Regions from separate parts of the Homo sapiens genome. Here region 2 is linked to region 1. Evidence: chromatin loops called from intact Hi-C (ENCODE). Cell type or tissue: dorsolateral prefrontal cortex. All regions are shown on one strand. Links, peaks and the distances in the headings refer to the core of each region. The heading gives the core; the rest is flanking DNA.

Region 1 (4,477 bases), core at 223-4,222:
TGCCTAAAGGGTGCACTCATTAAAAAACAAAGCTTTGAAGCTGAGGATCATTTCTGCAATGTGGAATAATCCTTGTTTTTAGAAAAGTCAGTTTTCAATTCAATCTGTCTCATAATTGAAAATCTTTATGTAGTGAAGTATCTTGAAGTAAAACAAGCTGCTAACAAGCCACCATCACAACTTAATGAGCGCAGCACAGGGGCACTTCCCGGCACGCGCCTGCCCTCGGCCACACGGCTGGTTTCCACCAGGCTCCCCACATGTTGCCTTCAGGCTGAGCCTCGGAGGCACCCATGTTGGCCGTAGCCTTGTAGAACAGTTAAAATTCATAAATGCACTGGAGTTTTGGGGGACCAAGCCGCTCACCTTGCAGAGAAGGAAGATGAGGTGCTGAACACCCAATGCCTTGATCAAGGACATGCAGTGGCCCCAAACCAGGACCTGTCCCTTGCCCTCGGCTGCCCTGTGCCCTGGTCAGGTGTGGTCAGGCCTGTGGAGTTTCTGTTTGGTAAAGACCTTGCATCAGGCATGTCACCTCCAAGATGTCCCTCCCTTTTACCCTGCCTCTCATTACCAAGCTCAGACACAACTTTACCTGCTTCCAGACACCCAATTAAAACCCATCCACACGTAAAACCTCTTGGGCCATGAGGAGCAGGGTTACACCTGGGGGCACTGGATGTGGGGCATGGCTCTTCCTGTGCCCTGGGCCCCAGGTGCCCCCACAAAGCCCTTGGCTGCCCTTGGGTCCACCCCTCCTCACCCCCAGCACAGCAGTTTCCGGCACTGAGACTTGCGCTCTCACCTGCTGAGACTTTCGGAGCGTTCGTTTGAGCAGCACCTGTGGCCAGTAAGATCCTCGCGTTGAAAGGCCTCCCAGCCTCTGGAGGCCTCCTGGGAGCCGCTGTCCTCATAGGATGTGTCCCCCAGGGGGAAAGGCTCCCCACCCTGCCAGTTCCTCCACCAGCGGGACCAGCAGCACCCATCTGGTCCTCAGCCCGCTGGGCTTCAGATCCCTGCCAGCCCACAGGATTCTCCCAACACCCTGCCCCAAGCCCCACAGAGCCAGGGTCCCCTCACCCTGTGGGCGGCCACTGCAAAGCCATGCAGCCCCTGAGAGCCCACCCTGTCCCCGAGTGGAGTGGGCCGCCTTCCACCCGCACATCAGCACCTGTGACCGTGGCCTGCTGTCACTCTCAGCTGTCCAGGGTTGGGTGCTGGGCACTCAGGCATCTGGTGCCATTGAGGGCAGCGGGTCCCCCTCACCAATAGGGTAGAGAGGAAGGAGGTGATCAGAATAGCCCCTGTGGCTCAGCAGGCCCAGCTTGCAGGCCCACCAGAGCCTTGCAGGACCCCACTTCCCCCATCAATGGGCTGCAGAGGAAACTGCAGGGCTGGGCTTTTCTATCAGAGGACCATCCGGACATCTCAGATTACAGAGCCACAAAGACGGGGAGCTGGCGGGGCAACTCCCCAAAATCCAAAGGAGTGGGGGGCTCTAAGTCACGGCGGCTCTAAGTGGTGAGGGCTCTAGTGGTGGGAGCTCTAAGACTTGGGGTCTCCAAGTCGTGGGGGCTCTAAGTAGTGGGGGCTCTAGTGGTGGGGGCTCTAAGCCGTGGGGTCTCCAAGTCGTGGGGGCTCTAGTGGTGGGGGCTGTAAGTCGTGGGGGTCCTCAGGACCCTCTTTGGCAGAGGAGAGCCCACCTGGGCTAATGCTCACTGTCTGGAAACTAAAGACCAGCTCCGTGCACTTTAGGACGTGAAGAAAAGGCAGAGTGAAGGAGGCTCCTGAGCGTCCTGTAAACTCTTGGAAGTTCCTCCGGGTTCGGGGCGCCTCTTTCCCAAGCCAAGCCCAGCAGTGCTGTCTGCTCCCCCCACCCCTGGGCTGACCTAATGAAAGCCCGCTCTCTCCAGGCGCCCATCTGTGAGTCCGTCGCGGCAGGCCTCGGCGGGGCCCTCTCTGCTCAGAGCTCTTCTGGGTGGAACAGAGGCTTTTTGTTGCACGGGATTTCCAGGGCTGTGCTGGCTTCATGCACCGAGGGGCCTGCTCTATAGGCCACGGCCGCCGGGCCAGCGTCCAGCGGGAACACAAGGGAGCTGTGTGTCGCTGGGTCAGCATCGTGGCCCAGCCCGGCGGGAAAGTGGGGTGGCTGCTACTAAGGCTCTGGCTTGTTTGAATGAGGTTGCTTTTCCCAGAGTAGCTGAAGTGTCAGTCCACGCCGAGAGCTGGTTGCCTGCCAGCATCGTTGCCTTTAGATTTAAAATGAAAATATGACAGAGCCAGAAGCTGGGTAAACTGTTTTCCAACCCTCTCCTTTCACAAAGCCAAATGGAATAATTGAGATCAAATCCAACTCTTCAAAAATGCATTTGCCTGACAACTCTCCATGCCAAGTGTCGGCCTGAAATAATCCCTTCGCTGACGCTCTAAGCCCGGAGAAAGGCTGCCTGTCACAGGGGTGCTGACGCCGCCAGACACAACCGCGCCAATGAACTGAATCCTCACTCTGAAAGCGAAAGGGTTGGCTGCAAACTGAAGCTAAAACCAGATGCCCATCAATGCTGTTAGCAGTAAAATGACTGATGATTAGGCAAATGGTTTTACTTTGAAATGTAAAATGAATTGAAAAAAGCAATATTACAATAAAAATATAAAACCATAATTTGTCAAATAAAACAAAACTAAATGGGTAAAACTTAAAGTCATAATTGAACACTTGTGAAGTATCGTAGCATCTCACCCCTCTCAGTCCCTCTCCCGAGTCCCACCCAGCCTGGCGTGTGAGACCCTGAGGGTCCACCAGGTCACCCAGTTCCCTTTCTGTGCACCATGTCCCCAGGCTCAGCCACACAGGGTTTATCTGCTATTGCTCCTTCTTTCCAAGTGGTGTTTTCTCTGCCGTCTCTACTCCGTCTCTTACGAAGATCCAGAGCCCCCACTGAAAAGCGCTGCCTTCAAAGTCCCCCAGAACCCGTGTCTCTCCTCTCCGGTTGCACAACACAGTTACTGCAGGGCCTCTGAAGTGACCCCCATCCCACTGTCGGGCTTGGGCTGCGCGGTGATGCTGCCAACAGGAGCAGGTGCGGGCAGTCGTGGTCACGCATCCGGCTCGACTGAGTGTTCCGTATACTACTGTACAAAACTCTTATCACTCCTTCCACTTCATTTATCACTTTCCTTGCAGATGGGCATTTTCAGTTTCTCACAATTCCAAAACAAAAATTCTTCTCGAGTGTCAGTCCCTCCAGGGCATATTCCTGCAAGTGTTGTTCCTGAATCTCAGCCTCGCAGCTTCCCTCGCTGAAGATTTGCAAATTGCCTTCCTGAGTAGAGCCTCCAGTCTCTGTATTCAGTGTGACTGCCCAGCAGTCACGGGCTCTAGGCCTGGTCAGACCTGCTCCCTTCCTCAGTCGAGGGGAGAGAGGTGCATCCATCCCCAGCGGGGCACCCGCTGCAGCTCCGGTACCCCAGCCAGCTCCAGGCCGGGTGCCCATTGCAGCTTCGGTACCCCAGCCAGCTCCAGCACGGCAGGTGCCCTGTCTCCGTGGCCCGGTAGGTCTCCTCTCAGCGAGTCTCCTGTTCATGAGCTGTGCCTGTTTTTTGGTGTTTTGCTTTCCTACAGCTACGAGGAACTTCTTCAGTCTGTGGATGCCAATCCTTTTCCAATTTTATTCACTGTAACTACTATTTGGCCAGTTCACAGCTTTTATTTTCCATTGGTTTATGGTGACTTTAACAATGTTGCCTTGTTTCAATTTGCCAATGTTTTTCTCTATGCTTTTAGTTATTAAGAAATCCTTTTCTATCTCAGGCATTAAGAAAATCTCCTAGTTTTTAACTTTAAGATTACACTTTTTACATTTAGTCACTCCTTCTTTTGGGTTTTTATGAACTATGGAATATCAAATATGTATAACATAAAATTTGCCATTTTAGCTGTCTTTGAGTTACCCGTCAGTGGCATTCACGATGTTGTGCAACCATCACCGTTTCTATTTCCAAAGCTCCTTATCACCTGAACAGACTCATTCACTTTCTAACCCGATATTCAGTGGCACTGGCTGAGCATCTCCTAATGGCCGGGCCTTGCCCTCAGGGGGATTGCTGTCTAGCAGGGGAGGCAGACAGACAGGCACAGTGGGCACAGCAAACAAGTGAATGAGAGGGCCTGGGGCTGGGCAAGGGCAGCCTGGATGGCTTTGCAGAGGGAACCTTTGTTCCCCAGGGCAGTGACTGTGCTGCGTGTCCACCCCCAGCTGTGCTCCTCAGCCCCAGTTCTCATGATGTTTGTTCTCCTGGGTGTAGCGATGAGACTCCCGTTCCAGATGGTAAGGAAGAGGCACAAGACGGGGCCGTTGTGCAGACTTCTAAAGAAAGAACTCATGTTATTAAAACTGAGCTCATTGCCTCCACTGACATTTGCGGAGGGATGACCATGCCAGGTACCCACTGAGCCCTCGTCCCTGCCTGCACAGGG
Region 2 (4,477 bases), core at 265-4,264, 370 kb after region 1:
TGCGTGTGGCGCTCTGGGCACCTGCCAGCCAGGGGACGCTGGCCTTGCACTGGCACTGTGCCTCTCCTATGGGCATCACATTCCTGGCTGTGTTTACTGCTAGGTTATCAGGAGAGCCAGTGCTTACCCAAACGTGGATCTTTGCGGAAATAACCCAGAGATAAGCTGGGACAGGCTGCAGTTTGACTTTCCTCTGTGTCAAGATAACAGCTGAGATCAGCGGGTGGCAGCGGAAGCACAGAGAGGGGCTGTGACCTCCTCTCCACAGAGTGTGTCAGATGGGGCCCTGGCTGCCCTGAGTGGACGACATCCAGGGAGGCTGCCCGGCCAGAAGCCCTGGGCCTGGAAGCAGCCAGCTTGAAGCTTGTGGCCTGGAGGCCTGGGGGCCAGAGTCCTGCACGGAAGCCCTGGTCCCATCCATGGAACCCTTCTGCTCTATGGTGCACAGCTGGGAAAAGTGAAGGGACACCCCTAGTTATTGTAGTTATTGTCAGAGAAATAACCATAGTGTAAATGTGTGTTTTTGTAACTTTTGTGATTATAAAATACAGTTTTGTAACATATTTGGAAAATGCAGAACAAACACGGAGAGGAGAAGTGTCCTCATTTCACCATCCATGGGGGCGAGAAACAGCCAATTCAGCATTTTCCATCCTGACGCATGTGTGCATATGTACACGCATATCACACATATGTGCCAGTTCCATTCTGACACTTGTGCAGATGCACACGCATATTACACATATGTGCCAGCTCCATCCTGATGTGTGCAGATGTGTAAAGATGCACAAGCATGTTACACATGTGCCAGCTCCATCACGACACGTGTGCAGATGCACACACATCACACATGTGTAAAGTTCATCATGACACGTGTGCAGGTGCACACACATGTTACACATATGTGCCAGTTCCATCCTGACATGTGTGCAGATGTGTAAAGATGCACAAGCGTGTTACACATGTGCCAGCTCCATCACATGTGTGCAGATGCACACACATATCACACATATGTGCCAACTCCATCCTGACATGTGTGCATATGCACACACGTATCACATGTATGTGCCAATACTCCCTCTGGGAGTTGGGGGAGGAGCTCCTTCCACAGACCCTCCAGGCACTCCAGGTACCGGGTGACAAAGGGTGGGCTGGGTCAGCCCTCATTCTACAGATGAGGAAACTGAGTCCTGGGGACAAAGAGACCACTCAGGGTGGAGGCCAAGGGGCACCAGACCCCAGGTCTCCTTCCCACAACCCAGCCCAGTCCAATGGCCCTGCTCACCTCCCAGCCCCATCCAGGATAAAGCCCTCCCAATGGCCTCTCCCAGAGGAGCCTCCCCAGGCAGGACCAGCCCCATCTTCCAGCTGGGGGCCCAAGCATCCGCTAGGGGCCTGGTCAGTAAATGAACCCAGGTCCTCAGACTAGCAGCTCAGCCACCCCTGGCCTCCATGGCCCAGAAGAAAGGTCCTGGGATGTGGGCACAGTGTCCGTGGGTCCCGGTGAGGGGGAGTGGTCCTCACCTCCGTCCACCTGACCCCAGGGCGTACAGGGGCCTCCACTGCAGGGGAGGCTCGGGTGCCAGTCTCAGCCCCAAGAGGCGCCAAGTTGAGTTTGTGGATGGGACAGAAGGGGCGTCCAAGGCCACAGCCTGACCCGACCCCGCAGCACCTGGGTTATCCCTGAGCTCCTTCTCCAAGCACCTCTAGAATCCTGTAAAATGGTTTCTAACCAATGGTTTGTGATTAACCGTCAACTGGGGAGGTGTCTTCTCAGTGGCCTGTGGTTTTCCAAGAAGCACCTGTGACCCTGTTGAGCACCTGCAAAGAGAACCTGGGCAGAGCGGGGTCCGCCTCTGTGGAACATTCCAGGAGCTCTGCCTGCCTAGCACCTGCACCCGTGCGGGGTACTCAGGCAGCTCTCGTCCCCAGGTGAGTCTGCTCTCTGGGGCCTCCAGGTTTCTGCCCACGGCTAGGATGCCCGTGTCCCACCCATCCAGGCCCCTTCCCCCAGACCCTGGGTGCTCCTCCTGCCCCACCCCAGGGCCGTGTGCACCCAGCCCTTCATCATCTCCACGCCCTGATGTGCAGAACCCTTGGTGGCCCTGGCTGGGCCTGCCCATGGCTCTCCAGCCTTGCCAGCCTATCGGGAGCCTGGGGCTGCGCCCGGGGTGGGGACAGGGGCTCCCCATTTAGCAGCCCAGACTGGAAGCCTTAGGTGGAGGTGGAGCACACACCGCTGGCCAGAGGGGGTCTGCTGCCCTGGAAAGGGTTGGGGGAGAAGTGAGCTCCCCTTACGTCTCCTATTTCCCCCTCATGCCCCTTCTTGCCCCTCCCTCACCCCCTGCAGCAGCCCCTGAGGGGTCTCAGAGCTTGAAAACCAAGCAAGGAGGAGCTTCGCTGTTACCCAAAGGCCGCTGGCCCTGCCCCTTCCTGCCTCTGCCCAGCCCTGACCACGGAGCCACCTGCTCTCCCCCTCTTCCCTGGGGCCGGCCCTGGTGTCCTCCAGGCCTTACTGAGCACAGTGCCGGGTGCTGGGTTCTGGGTGCCGGGTGCCGGGTGCTGGATGCTGCATGTGGTTTACCCCATTCCTGCCCCACCCCCGTCCAGGGCTCCTGGGGATTTTGTCCTCCTGTCCAGGTGAGGGGCATCCCCGGCCCAGCATCTGTGCATCTGGAGTCTGCACCCTGGCCTCAGAGCTGGCCTTGGTATCTTTATGGAGCTGCCCCATGTAATGACAGCGGACTGCCGGGAACAAAGCCTGACTTGTCTACAGAGCCTGTGCTGCTGCTGACAGCAAGGAGCGTTATTAAAAACCCTTTTGTCTCTGCCCCTTCTGCGGGCTCATTGACCTTCACGGGCCAAGCAAGGCACTTTGCAGCTGTATTTTGAAATGGAAGTGCTTCCAAGGAAACATTGTTTGGGGGAACATTTTTAGCAGGTGAACGAAACTCACAGTTCACCAATAGCAATCACGCCGGAGACGTTTCTCACTGTGCCCCACAGCCTCTCTGGGGCGAGCAGGCCTGGCGACAGGACACACGTCTCTGGGAGCCGGGTTTATTGGAGCCAGCGTGGACTCCCTGGGCACCCTCCCCCCAGCAGCTGTCTGCAGGAGCTGCGAGCTGCTAGCTGCGCTATCACAAATGTTAAAATGTAACTCCTCTTTGCTTTTCCTCAACCAACAGCAGCGCAGCCGAGCAAAGGTGAACTGTGTGGTGTTGATAATCTAATCGGGAGCACAGGGCCTCCCCGGGTGGGTGCCCCATTCCGATCCGCTGCCCCTGAGAGGTGGGCCTTGGGAGAGGCAGGGCTTGGACGCCCTTCCTCGGGGCAGCGGGGTGCAGGGAGAGTTCTTCTGGCTGTGAGTCCCGGAGTCCCCGACCCTGGCACCCCTTCAGCAAGGTTCTCAGGCACATCTGCCGGGGGCGCTGAGGGGACCTGAGATGGACGGGCCGGGAGGGAGGCTGAGGTAAGACCTGAGGCTGAGGTAAGACCTCAGCCTGAGGTAAGACACAGTGCTGGGGCCTCCCTTGAAGCCCGTTTGAAGTGAGGTCCCCACAGCTGTCAGAGGACACGCAGGGTGGGGGCTCCTGGGTGGGAAACAGGTAAACCTCTTGGGCGCCTGGGGCTGGAGGCCTGAGTGGTCCTGAAAAGAACATTCAGGCCAGGCGCAGTGGCTCACACCTGTAATCCCAGCACTTTCGGGGGCTGAGGCGGGTGGATCACAAGGTCAAGAGATCGAGACCATCCTGGCCAACATGGTGAAACCCCGTCTCTACTAAAGACACAAAAGCTAGCTGCATGTGGTGGCGCACGCCTGTAGTCCCAGCTCCTCTTAGGGAGGCTGAGGCAGGAGAATCACTTGGACCCAGGAGGCGGAGGTTGCAGTGAGCTGAGATTGCGCCACTGCACTCCAGCCTGGCGACACAGCGAGACTCTGTCTCAAAAATAAATAAATAAATAAATAAAAAGAAAAGAAAAGAACATTTAGTGAAAGGAGCAAGGAAGAGAAGGCATTCTGGGCAGACCCCGGCCCCCAGGGCACAGGCGTGCAGTGTTTCCCTTCCAGGGTTTGGTGGACACTTGGAGGGACCAGGTCGGGGTGTGGCCTGGGAGGGGTGGCCAAGGTCCAGGGGTCAGGGTCACTTCGGGGAAGTCCAAGGGGCAGCGCGGAGCCACCGCTGTGGACATGGGAGGAGCCTACTAGCCAGCATGGCCCAAAGGAAGGAGGGGCTGAGGGTCAGAGGTCATGGGAGAGAAGAGGGAGTGGGGCAGACCCTCTCCCAAGGCCATGGGGTGGGGGAGAAACAGCGCCTTAGGGCCTGTCCTGATCCTCCTCCAGAGCCTGCTCAGAGTGGGAGCAGCCCCTCCTCCCTTCCCCTCCACCACCCAGGCGCAGGTGCGGCCTCTCCCTGGCCCGGGGACCTGCGTGAGGTCAGCCCTCAAAGCGCTGTCCCTTCTGGCTCACCTGGGC

Evidence for each region. Peaks named below come from ENCODE experiments on the same cell type or tissue, not always from the same donor. Only the 100,000 strongest peaks of a DNase experiment are listed, where the experiment ranks them.
Region 2: it touches region 1 in a loop (2.4-fold over the local background); 1 of 110 quality-filtered maps calls a loop at or near these places.

What each region holds. Positions count from the first base shown.
Region 1 is chr5:1,550,579-1,555,055 of GRCh38, reverse strand. LOC107986397 (a long non-coding RNA gene) reads right to left here. Exons shown (of 2, transcript XR_007059102.1): 2 at 1-4,477. Among named protein-coding and RNA genes, the nearest start is that of LPCAT1, 29 kb to the right of the region's middle. In dorsolateral prefrontal cortex, for the core only: CTCF peaks have their summits at 1,851 and 2,052; DNase peaks (open chromatin) are centred at 335 and 2,065; H3K4me3 peaks cover 1,757 bases; H3K27ac peaks cover 1,236 bases; H3K27me3 peaks cover 971 bases.
Region 2 is chr5:1,181,638-1,186,114 of GRCh38, reverse strand. LOC124900189 reads left to right here and starts at 3,268. Exons shown (of 8, transcript XM_047417960.1): 1 at 3,268-3,472. In dorsolateral prefrontal cortex, for the core only: a CTCF peak has its summit at 2,716; DNase peaks (open chromatin) are centred at 2,734 and 3,094; H3K4me3 peaks cover 1,253 bases; H3K27ac peaks cover 1,593 bases; H3K27me3 peaks cover 121 bases.